Regions from separate parts of the Mus musculus genome. Here region 2 is linked to region 1. The links are chromatin contacts, found by POLR2A ChIA-PET in ENCODE. All regions are on one chromosome and are shown on one strand. Each heading gives the region's core, a stretch centred on a gene start or an enhancer-like site at or near the end of the contact. The rest is flanking DNA. Distances are from core to core; before and after follow the strand shown.

Region 1 (4,928 bases), core at 507-3,006:
TGTTTTACTCTTACCTAAGCAATTTATCTGGATCTACCTCTCAGGAAAATAGTTCACACTGCCACCGTTAGTGCAAATTTCCACTTTCAGCATCAACAAACTCAAACTGCACTTCTGAAATACTGGAAAGTATTTTAGTTCAATGAGGCAAATTAATAAACTGACAAAACCTGCTACAGTCACTTAGAATGGTTGTTTGACCACACAGCTTGTCTTCCTGCTCAGAAAAGTCACTTTTGTCTTGCCCTTGGTCTCTATAACTTTGGGGAAAGGGGTTGTGATCACCAGGAGGGTTGGGAGGCCAAGTGTAGACTTTGGGAACTTTTTTTGGCTACAGTTTGTGGATCTTTTCTAATGGCTGATGTAATGTTAATGTAACCGGGGCTGGGTCGCTGGGTGCCCTGCAAGGTGCTGCGACATCTATGAATATCAGACACATCTCCACCGACCCTTGGGAGGTTGGAGAGTAGAAAAAAGAAGTTGGGGCCTGAGGCACAAGCGTCCCAACCCAGGCGACAACCACTTAGGCTCGCTTAGAAAACAGAGGCAGGGAGCTAGAGAACAAAACCCCAACTGTGTTCTGCTCTCGCTCACGAGTCACAAACCTAACTTTCTCTAACTTCGCGGTGAATGACACAATTCTGAACTCGTTCGGGAGGCACTCTGTGCAGATAGACACATTACTTCCCTGCCACACACACACCCTCTTTTCCACAGATGCCCTCGCCCCATTCCACTATATCCGACATTAATCACCCAGTTTACCCAGTGGGGTGGTGGTGGGGGTGAGTGACAGTTTAATGAGTCCCAAGCACCGCAATGGCCCGAAGACATCCACTCCACGGATCGACCCGTCCACCGCTACCGCGGACCCTCGGAGGTTCTGTGAGGTTAGGGGGTTTGTTTTTCAGAGGTGGGGGCAGGGTGCCCCGGGTGTGTGTGTGAGGTTCAGGGGTGGGAGAGGAGATGCAAATCTTCCCGCAGTTCGCGGTGCATAAAGCACTTCAGGGAAAGAGGAAGGGTGAAACCACGGGGAAGAAGGTGCAGGGCAGAGAGCCGGTGCAGCAGGAAAGCACCTTCCACAACGGCCGAGAAAACAGACCCCGGTCGCGGCAACAACAAAAGAAAAGTCGCAAGAAGCGGCGCGGCGACCGCTCCCCCGTCGCCGCCGCCGCGCGCCAGCCCCCGGGGCCTCCCGGCAACCGCAACCCGGGCGCCGCGCCCTCCCCCTCCCCCGGCCCTGCAGCTGCACCGGCCCCGGAGCCGCGGCCGTCCCGGGCGCTGCAGCTGCGGCGGCCCGGCCCCCTCCCCCGCCCGCCCGCCCGCCCTCCGCACCGGGAGGCGCCGCCGCAGCTGCACCGAGTCCGCCCCGCGCCGCAGCTGCACCGGCCGGGGAGCGCGGCCAGGCGAGGCGAGGCGAGCCCGCACCGCCTGCCCTCCGCCACACTAACTAACTCCGCCCGGCGGGAGCCCACGGTCGGCAGCGGGGCAGGGCGGGCGCGGGGACTCACACGGAGCGGCCCGAGTCGCCGCGTCCCCGCCGCGTCCTCCTCCTCCTCCTCCTCTGCCGCCGCCGCCGCCGCTGGACTTGTGGGCGTCCTCCGCCGGCCCCCGCCCGCCCGCCGGCCCCGGCCCGGGCCCCGCGCGCCCCCGCCGCCCCCCGCCCGCGCTGGCAGCCTGAGGCGCGCGGCCGAGCCACAGGGCCCCACTCTTTCAACGGCTCCCCATGGCAGCAGCCCAGCGGCGGCCGCAGCCTGCCAGACGCACGGGCGGGAGCGGGCGGGCGGGCGGGCGAGCGCGGCGCCGGGCCGGGGGGCGGGGCGGGCGGGGCGCGGGCGGGGGGCGGACGACGCACACGCACGCACGCGGCGGCGCGGCCCAGATGTGGCCCCGCCCGACCGGGCCGCCCCTTGCCGGCCGCTCAGCGATTGAGCGAAAGCGGCGGGCCCCGGTCTCTGGCCCGCCCCCGGCCTCGGTGGCGCCCAGTAGAAGCGCGGTGTTCCGGGAGGGCGGAGAAGCGGCGGGACTGACGGGGCAGCTCGACCAATAGGAGTGGCGGTCAGGAGCTGCCGCTTGCGCGCGCCAATCGCAGACGGCGACTGTTGGGTGGGCGTGGTCTTCTCGGGGAGGGGCGGAGCTCGCGGACCGCGGCGGCGGCGGCGGCGGCAGTAGCGGCGGCAGTGGCTCCCCTCTGGGTGACTTGGCCGTGAGAAAGTGAAAGGAGCCCGCAGGCGGCGGCGACAGCTGCGCGGGGAGGGGCCTGCTTCCCGGCTGGAGACAAGCGCGCTCTGGGGGTGTGGAGCGAGCGAGTCCGCGTGCACCGCGACGGCCATAAGTATACTTTTTCTCGGGGCAGGTGTCCCGGGGAGGCCGAGCGCGCGGGGCCGCAGCTGGCCAGGGCCAGCCTGGGGCCGCTGGGTCTGGCCCTCCTGCGGTGCTCGCCCAGGCCCCGTTCTCCTCAGGGACGCGCCGCCTCCGGCCTGCCGAGTCGGTCGCCAGGTGCATGCGAGCTACAAGCTCCTAGCGGCTGTGAGAGGCGCCTTTCCCCGGCGTCCTCTGTTCAAGTTGCAGCTGCGTTTCTTTTCACGATCCCCGCGTCCCGTCTGTACTCTCCGTGACAAGCAAAGACACTGCCCCGAGACCAGTCTTAGACCTTTCCAGTGAGATTGATACTTGTAGACGCTTTAGTCTGTTCCTTAATTGGTGCGTAAGGAGCCACGGCTTTGTAAGGAAGGGAGAGACCTTATTTTGTGTTGCACCTCTCTCCCTTCAGATAAACTTCTTCCTTACCTGTTCTTTGTGCCTAACCAGCAAAGAGGAAATGTAGAAAATTTCTGCCCTCAAGATAATGGAAGGCAAGAATAACACACAAGTAAAAAGTTGAGTAACAAGCAGGGGAGAGAATGATTCAAGACAATAAGAAAAGTGCATAGCGAGGAAGTCAACACACTAGTAATTGTCTAAATGAAATGTGTTTACTGTTTGCTATGTGAACGCTGACTGGCAAGCCTGGTTGCTAACCAACTCACCAGGAAACCTTGCAGCTGAGCAAAATCTGCTTTCTCTTTCTTCCAGGACAAACTAGTAAAGAAGTTGAAAGTAATTGTGTGGGCAAATCAGACATATTGAATTGCTAATGAACACACATACTACGCCAAGTTCCCAAAACTTTGATATTCTGTTGGAAACAGTAATGGTTTCTACTCTTTCCTCAAATCTCTTAAATCCTCATGATGGATGGGGGCGGGGGGGGGGGGGGAGGGCGGGGGGGGGAGGGCGGGCCTCAGGGGCATCCTCAGATTCAACCCGAATTTCTTACCCCCCCCCCCCCCGTGCTTCCCAGAAGAAAGACCCACTCTCAATTTGTTTAGACATTTTGGGAGTTTACAGGTGGTGTTTGTTGTAGTTTGATTTGGCTGTTTGAGACAGGGTCTCTGCATTAGATGGTCCTTACTGTTCTGGAACTCACATGTAGACTAAGCTGGCCTTGAACTCACACAGATCTGCCAGCCTCTGCCTCCCAAGGGCTGGGATTAAAGGCTTGAGCCACCTCATGTGCCTACCAGTATTCTAGATGAATGAAATACTTAAAAAAAAAAAAAAAAGAAAGAAAAAGAAAGAAACATAAAAAGAAATCTATATGTTTCATGGAGAATTCAAGAGGATAAAAGGAAAAAGATGTTTATATTTATAAAGCCATGTTTCACCAATTAAAAGCTAACAATAAGGGGTTAACAAACCTCTTGATAAATAGATATAAAGTACCTGCTAATGTCAGGATATCAAATCATAAATTTGTAAGAAAACTGGGATTCAGATTATCCATCAAAACTTAGACTCAGTTTTATGGCATCCAGAACGAAATCACAGCTCTAACAACGGTTTTACACAGTGTACCTGCTAGCAGAGCTAACAGTCCCAGAGACAGACAGAAGACACTGGTGGGTCGAAAGTCATAAATATGGCTTGCTCTATTTTGGGGCTGTTTTCCCTGTGAGCCATAACTAGTATCCATTTTGAGAACAGAAAAGTATGTCCAGGATATACAGATTAAATGAATATTTAAGGAAGCCAGTCTGTCACCTCTCACTGCTATGAGAGTTATATCCAAGGTCCCTGGTGCAATTGTATTTTCTCTCCTCCCTCCCCCACCCCAACTTCATTTAAACTCTACCTTTGGTTCCAGTTGGAAAATCAACATACAAACACAAACAATAAAGTATGATTGGTATCAGAGGTGCTGTATACAGAAGGGCTACTATTTCTATTCTCCATCCACTGGATCCAAGGAAGATAGAAGTCAGAGTGCAAATAACTCCCCTTGAGTATGTCTCTGGCCAGAGGTCTGCCCACTCCTATACAGCAGTTTAAACAAGGAGACTTGACAGAGTTCATTGTTGCTTTAAAGCTAATGAACTACTCTCAATGCCCACCTCACACACAATGAAAACAAATTCGGGGAAAACAAAAATCCCACCAATACTAACCTATTGGAGAAACTACTCCGTTGCTTTCTCTTTGAAAGAATGCCATTGCTGCACGGTTCTAATCCACACAAGCTTTCCTGGGAGCCCTGAAATCTAAAAATAAAGTGATACAAGAGATTTCTTGCTAAAGAAAAAGTCTTCCATTTTCATTACATAAAGAGTCAAAAGTGACAGTTTTAACAGAGTCAATGTTGATTTGATGAGTAGCTCCATAAACCCAGTGACTGGTGAATCGCAAGTCAGAGCACTGAAAAACCATTGCTGATTCTATTACAGGTAACGGAATCATGGTGAAAGTACATTTTAAATATTGTGTTTATAAAGGCAACAATGCCATGTATAGTTGGAACATTTACTAAAAAAGTAGAATTAGAAGCAAACAATAACCCAAAGTGTGAGATTTGTAACGACTATTATAGGTATCAAGGTGTGACTAGAATT
Region 2 (5,002 bases), core at 515-3,014, 260 kb before region 1:
CAACCCAGAGCCTGCTGATGCCATTGCCACTATTCAGTCCTAAGCTGTCCCTGCCCTCTCCTGTTCCTGCCAGAGAACAGACCCAGTCAAACACCTCTCCCTTTACCCCACTGCTTCCTGTTTCTTGAATCTGTCACAAGAAATTTCTTAGTGATAATTGTTTCCAAGCTTGCTCTCTCACCGACTCATAGGAATCCTGGTGTTTTGTTTTGTTTTGTTTTTTTCTATCTGAACACTCCCCTGGGTTATGATTGGGTACTCTGGGTGAGAACCCCAGGAGAAAGAGAGGGTGCATTGCTACTGAGGCTCTGAGAGGCAGAGAAAGCAGCATCCTATGGAGACAGGATGTGCAGGACCCAGAGGAAAAGATCAGAAATGTATACAGTCCAGAAGGCTGGAAAATGTGCAGCTGCCCTGCAAGTCTGCAGGGATCAAACCCCAGTCTGAAGGAAGGGCCTGGTTTAAAAAGACCCACCTATGTGTCAAAGTAGGGTTTTACACCTGTCTCCTGGAGATCTTCTATCTGCATGCTGTACTGTGCTTTTACTGGGTATTATCCAAGAAGGCTTGGAAATCTATAGCATGAATACAGTGTGTTTTTCATTTGGAATCTTATAGATGTATTACACATATTGCTCCTTAGCCCTGTAGAGTGTGCCAGCGGTCATATTCTTCCACCTTTAAGGGGGTTCTGGGGACTGAACTTAGTCAGGCTTGTGCCACAAGCACCTTCACCTGCTGAGTCATCTATCCATCTTTGAAAACTTTCTTAAGAAAGTGTTAGTCATTAGGAAGGAAGCAGAACTAATGGTAAACTTTCCATGACTCAGTGACTCAGGGAAAACTGCTCAGCGTACTCCATTTTTGGAAGGAGAGAGAAACAAATTATGTAATATTACAACAATGAATACTTAAATCCTGTTCTCTAGCGGCTGCTGGCAGAAGTGACTGGGGACTCAGAGGAAGGCCAAAGCCATCCTCATAGAGGTTTCTATTTTCCCTATTCATTTGCTCCTTGGAGTATTGTGAATCCCAGGGCCATTAGGGGAAAACCTGTGCAGACCAGCAGGGCAGGCTCTGACAATCCCAAGACAATCTCTCTCTCTCTCTCTCTCTCTCTCTCTCTCTCTCTCTCTCTCTCTCTCTCTCTCTCTCTCTCCTCTCTCTCGTCCCTGTGTCAAATGCATCCCTTTGTCTCCGAGTCATCTTTCCTTACAGAGCTACTGACTCTCAAGTCTGTTGTAGACTGTTGTAGCCACAGATTCGATGGCTGGATGAGAGACAGGGATGCCTCCTGCTCGTCCTGGAAATTTCATTACTGACTTGTCTGGCTCCCAAGGGAGGGCTTTCAAGCAAGCTTGGGCTGGTCCAGAGTTTCTGAATTTGAGGCTGGTTGCCTCTAGGTGGCAGCAATGTCCCATTTTCTGCCGCCACTGCTGCTCGGATTCGTTTCTCTCCCACCCTGTTAATTTGAGAAACTAGTGCTCAAGGGACTCTTCCAAGAGATCTTTCTTCTGTGCCCAGGCAGACTCGAGGCTTCTTGTGGTTTGCTGCCCGAGTGGAGACCCACATTTTTCGGAGTCAGCAAAGGGTGGGAAGACAGGCTAGTTGGAAAGAGAAGAGATGGAGCGACTTAGGGAAGAACGGAAGCAAGTGAGGTGGTGGCGAGGAAGGAGCCCCTGCAGGCATCAGTCGCTGACATGGCCTTTGTAGAGGGGCCACTGCGGGTGGGAGCTGCAACGCCTCGCAGAAGCTCCTGGGCTCCCCTTGGTTCATTGCCCAGGGTATAAAACCACAGAGGGAAGCAAGGAGAACTTTACTCTCAATCATGACCTGACGCCAGGCTGCCACACAGGGGCTACTGTGGCTCATTGCAGTTCTTAGATGGCTTCAGGGACAGAGCATAGAACTCTGTGTGACCCTGTGAAAGCCCCCTTCTCACAGGATCCCTTGGAACTTGGAGAGGATTTAGTAAAGTCTTATCCTCCATGCAAGATGTCAGACTAAGGGGGGAACAGGGTCGGTTGGGCTGTCGTCTGCCCCTGCATGCTGAAGATGTGGTAGCCATCTTCCTTAGCATTTTGGGAAGTTTCACTATCAAACGAACTCAAGACCTTAGTAAAACTGGGCTTGCCTAACACTTGTCACTTTAAGATTAGGAAATAGCTTTCTTATTACTTGCAACAATTACTTATTCACCCTGCCCCTTTTTCCTATTTCTAAGAGTAATGTCTCAATGTGTAGGCTAAGATGAGCAGCCGGTCCCCTGTCTCCATCCCTAAGCTGGGGTATTCAGTCCTGTCTCATGTCACACCCCTGTATACTGTATATCATATGCCCTCATGATTCCGATGCTGCCCACATAAGGATGTCCCCTCCAAAGCTCATGTCTAAATTTGGGTCCCTGTGTGACAGGCCTGAGGTGGTGATGTCATCAGTGGTTAGGGAACAGGAGGCATGTATATGTCTATGTTGTTGCTTGCAGCAGCCATGGTGTTCTTTTTCACACAGAGCCTCACTGTAGAGCCTTGACTGACTTGAAGCTTTCTGTGTATACCAGGCGGGCCTTGAATTTACAGTCATCTCCTGCTTCTGCCTCCTGAGGGCTGGGATTTGAGGAGTGAGCCACCACGTCCTGCCGCCAGGCCTCCGGAGTTCTTTTCAGAGCTCTGCACACAGGTGAGGCAGTACTATTGATTTCGCTGTAAAAAAGATTTCATGCAGAGCAGATATGTCTCCGAGCTGGGGTTTATAAGAGGAGGAAAGTATATGGCCCACTGGAATGTGAGTGTCTCAAGAGGGCGCTCGGGGGTGGGGGGGATAAAAGCTGGAGTGTAAATAGATAGATAGATAGATAGATAGATAGATAGATAGATAGATAGATAGATAAATGGAGCTCAGTTTTACTTTACAACGGCCATATCCAGAGTTTTGGTGGGTAGTGAGTTCCTGGAGGACATGAACAAGATTACAGCTGACAGGGTGACACCCTGAGTCCCAGGCTTGCATGGAAAATGAAGATGCTCTCACTGTTAGCAAAAGTTACTGGTTTGTGAGATTCTCAGGAAACCTCTGGGAAAGGAGAAACGTCATACTAAGGTCATAGGTTCTCAGCCTTAAGCATGGTTTATTGCTACCTTAACATCCTTATTTGAGTAACTGTATAGAAAACAGCTTTATTGTCTATATCTATATAAAAGAAGTAGCAGGAGCTGTAGAGGTGGCTCAGCAGTTAAGGTTTCCTGCTGCTCTTAGAGTTTGGTTCCTAGCACCTCTGTTGTGTGAGTCTCGACGACCTCCTGAGCACTAGGGTTACAGGTGGACTCTGGGACCCAAACTCCAGTGTTTTGTCCTCCAGTCCCCATGCTAAAAGTCTCCATTCTCAGGGACTGGAGGCTTCAACAGACCCCAGAGTCCTGAGACATGTTCTTTCCCCATGCTCTCGTCTACCCTGGGGTTCCCTTCTGAGGTGATAGGTCAAGAGGGATCAATGGACCTCTCATGGCACTAGATCAGTCACCACCGGCAGATACTCAGGCAGCAAACTGTGCCTGTGTTTGTCCCTTTGGTGAGTGCCCATTTGCTCCTCTGCATTTCTGTCACAGCAGTATGGCGTAGCACGTGGCCAAGGCCTGTGCAGCTGCCTGATTGTGCTCTTACAGCTGCTGGAACCAAACAAAGAACTCACAGAGGAAACAGAACCATGAAAGGAGCTCGAGGAGTGTGGGGGAAACCAGGCGAGTGTTTGTCTTGTCTCTGTTTTCTAGAGGGTTCATAGACTCCTCATGTCTCCATCCGCCCGAGTGGGAAGGCTTCCTTCCGGTGGCTCTCTGAAGCTTTGCTCAGTGGCCTGAGAATGCACACTAAGTCTGGCTTGTAAGGAGGAGCCCAGTAAACACCTGCCAAATGTGACTCTATAGTAAGAATCTATACATATAATCCAGAATCTATCCATATGCACTTCCAGCCTCAGCTACTCCTGACTCTATCAGGGACTCACCACTGTGGGTCTTATTCAAAAACATAATTTTTGACCTTTGAACAGGTACAGGGCCCTGCTGAAGGGGAGGCGGAGAGATCAGAGATGAATAAGGATAACAATCTTTAGTAGTCTACAGGGTCGGGCTGTGCTGGTGCAAACCCTTCATCCCAGCACTCAGGGAGGCAGAGGCGGGAGGAATTCTGACTTTGAAGCCAGCATGGTCTATGGAGTGAGTTCCTGGGTAGCCAGGGCTACCTTGTCTTGAAAAACAAAACCAGATAAAAGTCTAAAAGGAAAGGAAGGCTATATACATGAGTAACTGAAGCCCTCTCCCGTGCTTTCCCAGATGAGGAAACCCTGCAGATAGCTTAGTGCTTTGGAAACAAACCAGCATGGTGCTTACTGACGTAGCCCTCATTTGGAAACTCTTAATTTTGCTTTTTAATGTTTTTTCTTTCTGAGCTACCTAATGCAGCCCAGTTTGTAACTTATTTCTAATTTCCTGACAGGAGTCCCTCCTAATATAAGAGGCACCTGCTTCTTATATTCCTGTCCTGGAATATGAACTAGTAGTCAAGATTCTTCTGAGGATGATCTCACAAGGCCCCGAATTTAATTCCCAACAACTGTCCCACCCCCACTCCCCTACAGCTTAAACAGACACCTAACTCAAAATGGGAATTATGAACAGCCAATTACCCTGGCTTCCCCGGGGGGGTAGTCACCTCCCGTGAATGGCCTCTCCTAGCTCACTGTGAAGACGGAATAGATAGAAACTTTGAGCGGAAGACAGTGCTCATTTTGTGCCTTCAATGTAAATGTGACGCTCATACATGAAGACCCGTAATGGATAGGAAATTGGCTGGAAGTAAACAGACAGAGCAACAAGCCAACCTGCAGGATAGGTGGGAGAAACGAGGCGTGAAGAACAGCTAGGGAGGGGACTCAAAATCAGCCCGGTGCTCGACAGGAATCACAGAAGAGACGTCTTGACAGTGAAGCCATTGGGACATTCATGGG

What was found. ChIA-PET counts read pairs that join two places held with the same protein, here RNA polymerase II (POLR2A).
Region 2: POLR2A ChIA-PET joins it to region 1 with 17 read pairs in Patski. The contact joins the enhancer-like site here to the promoter of Zbtb18 in region 1. POLR2A ChIA-PET finds 5 or more read pairs at or near these places in 3 of 5 experiments (Patski and embryonic stem cell).

What each region holds. Positions count from the first base shown.
Region 1 is chr1:177,439,179-177,444,106 of GRCm38, reverse strand. Zbtb18 (zinc finger and BTB domain containing 18) reads right to left here and starts at 1,756. Exons shown (of 2, transcript NM_001355099.1): 1 at 1,512-1,756.
Region 2 is chr1:177,699,440-177,704,441 of GRCm38, reverse strand. No RefSeq gene overlaps it. Among named protein-coding and RNA genes, the nearest start is that of 1700016C15Rik, 28 kb to the left of the region's middle. Within about 2 kb of position 1,764, at least 2 of the 3 ENCODE cell types and tissues checked have a DNase peak (open chromatin) inside an H3K27ac peak, as active enhancers do.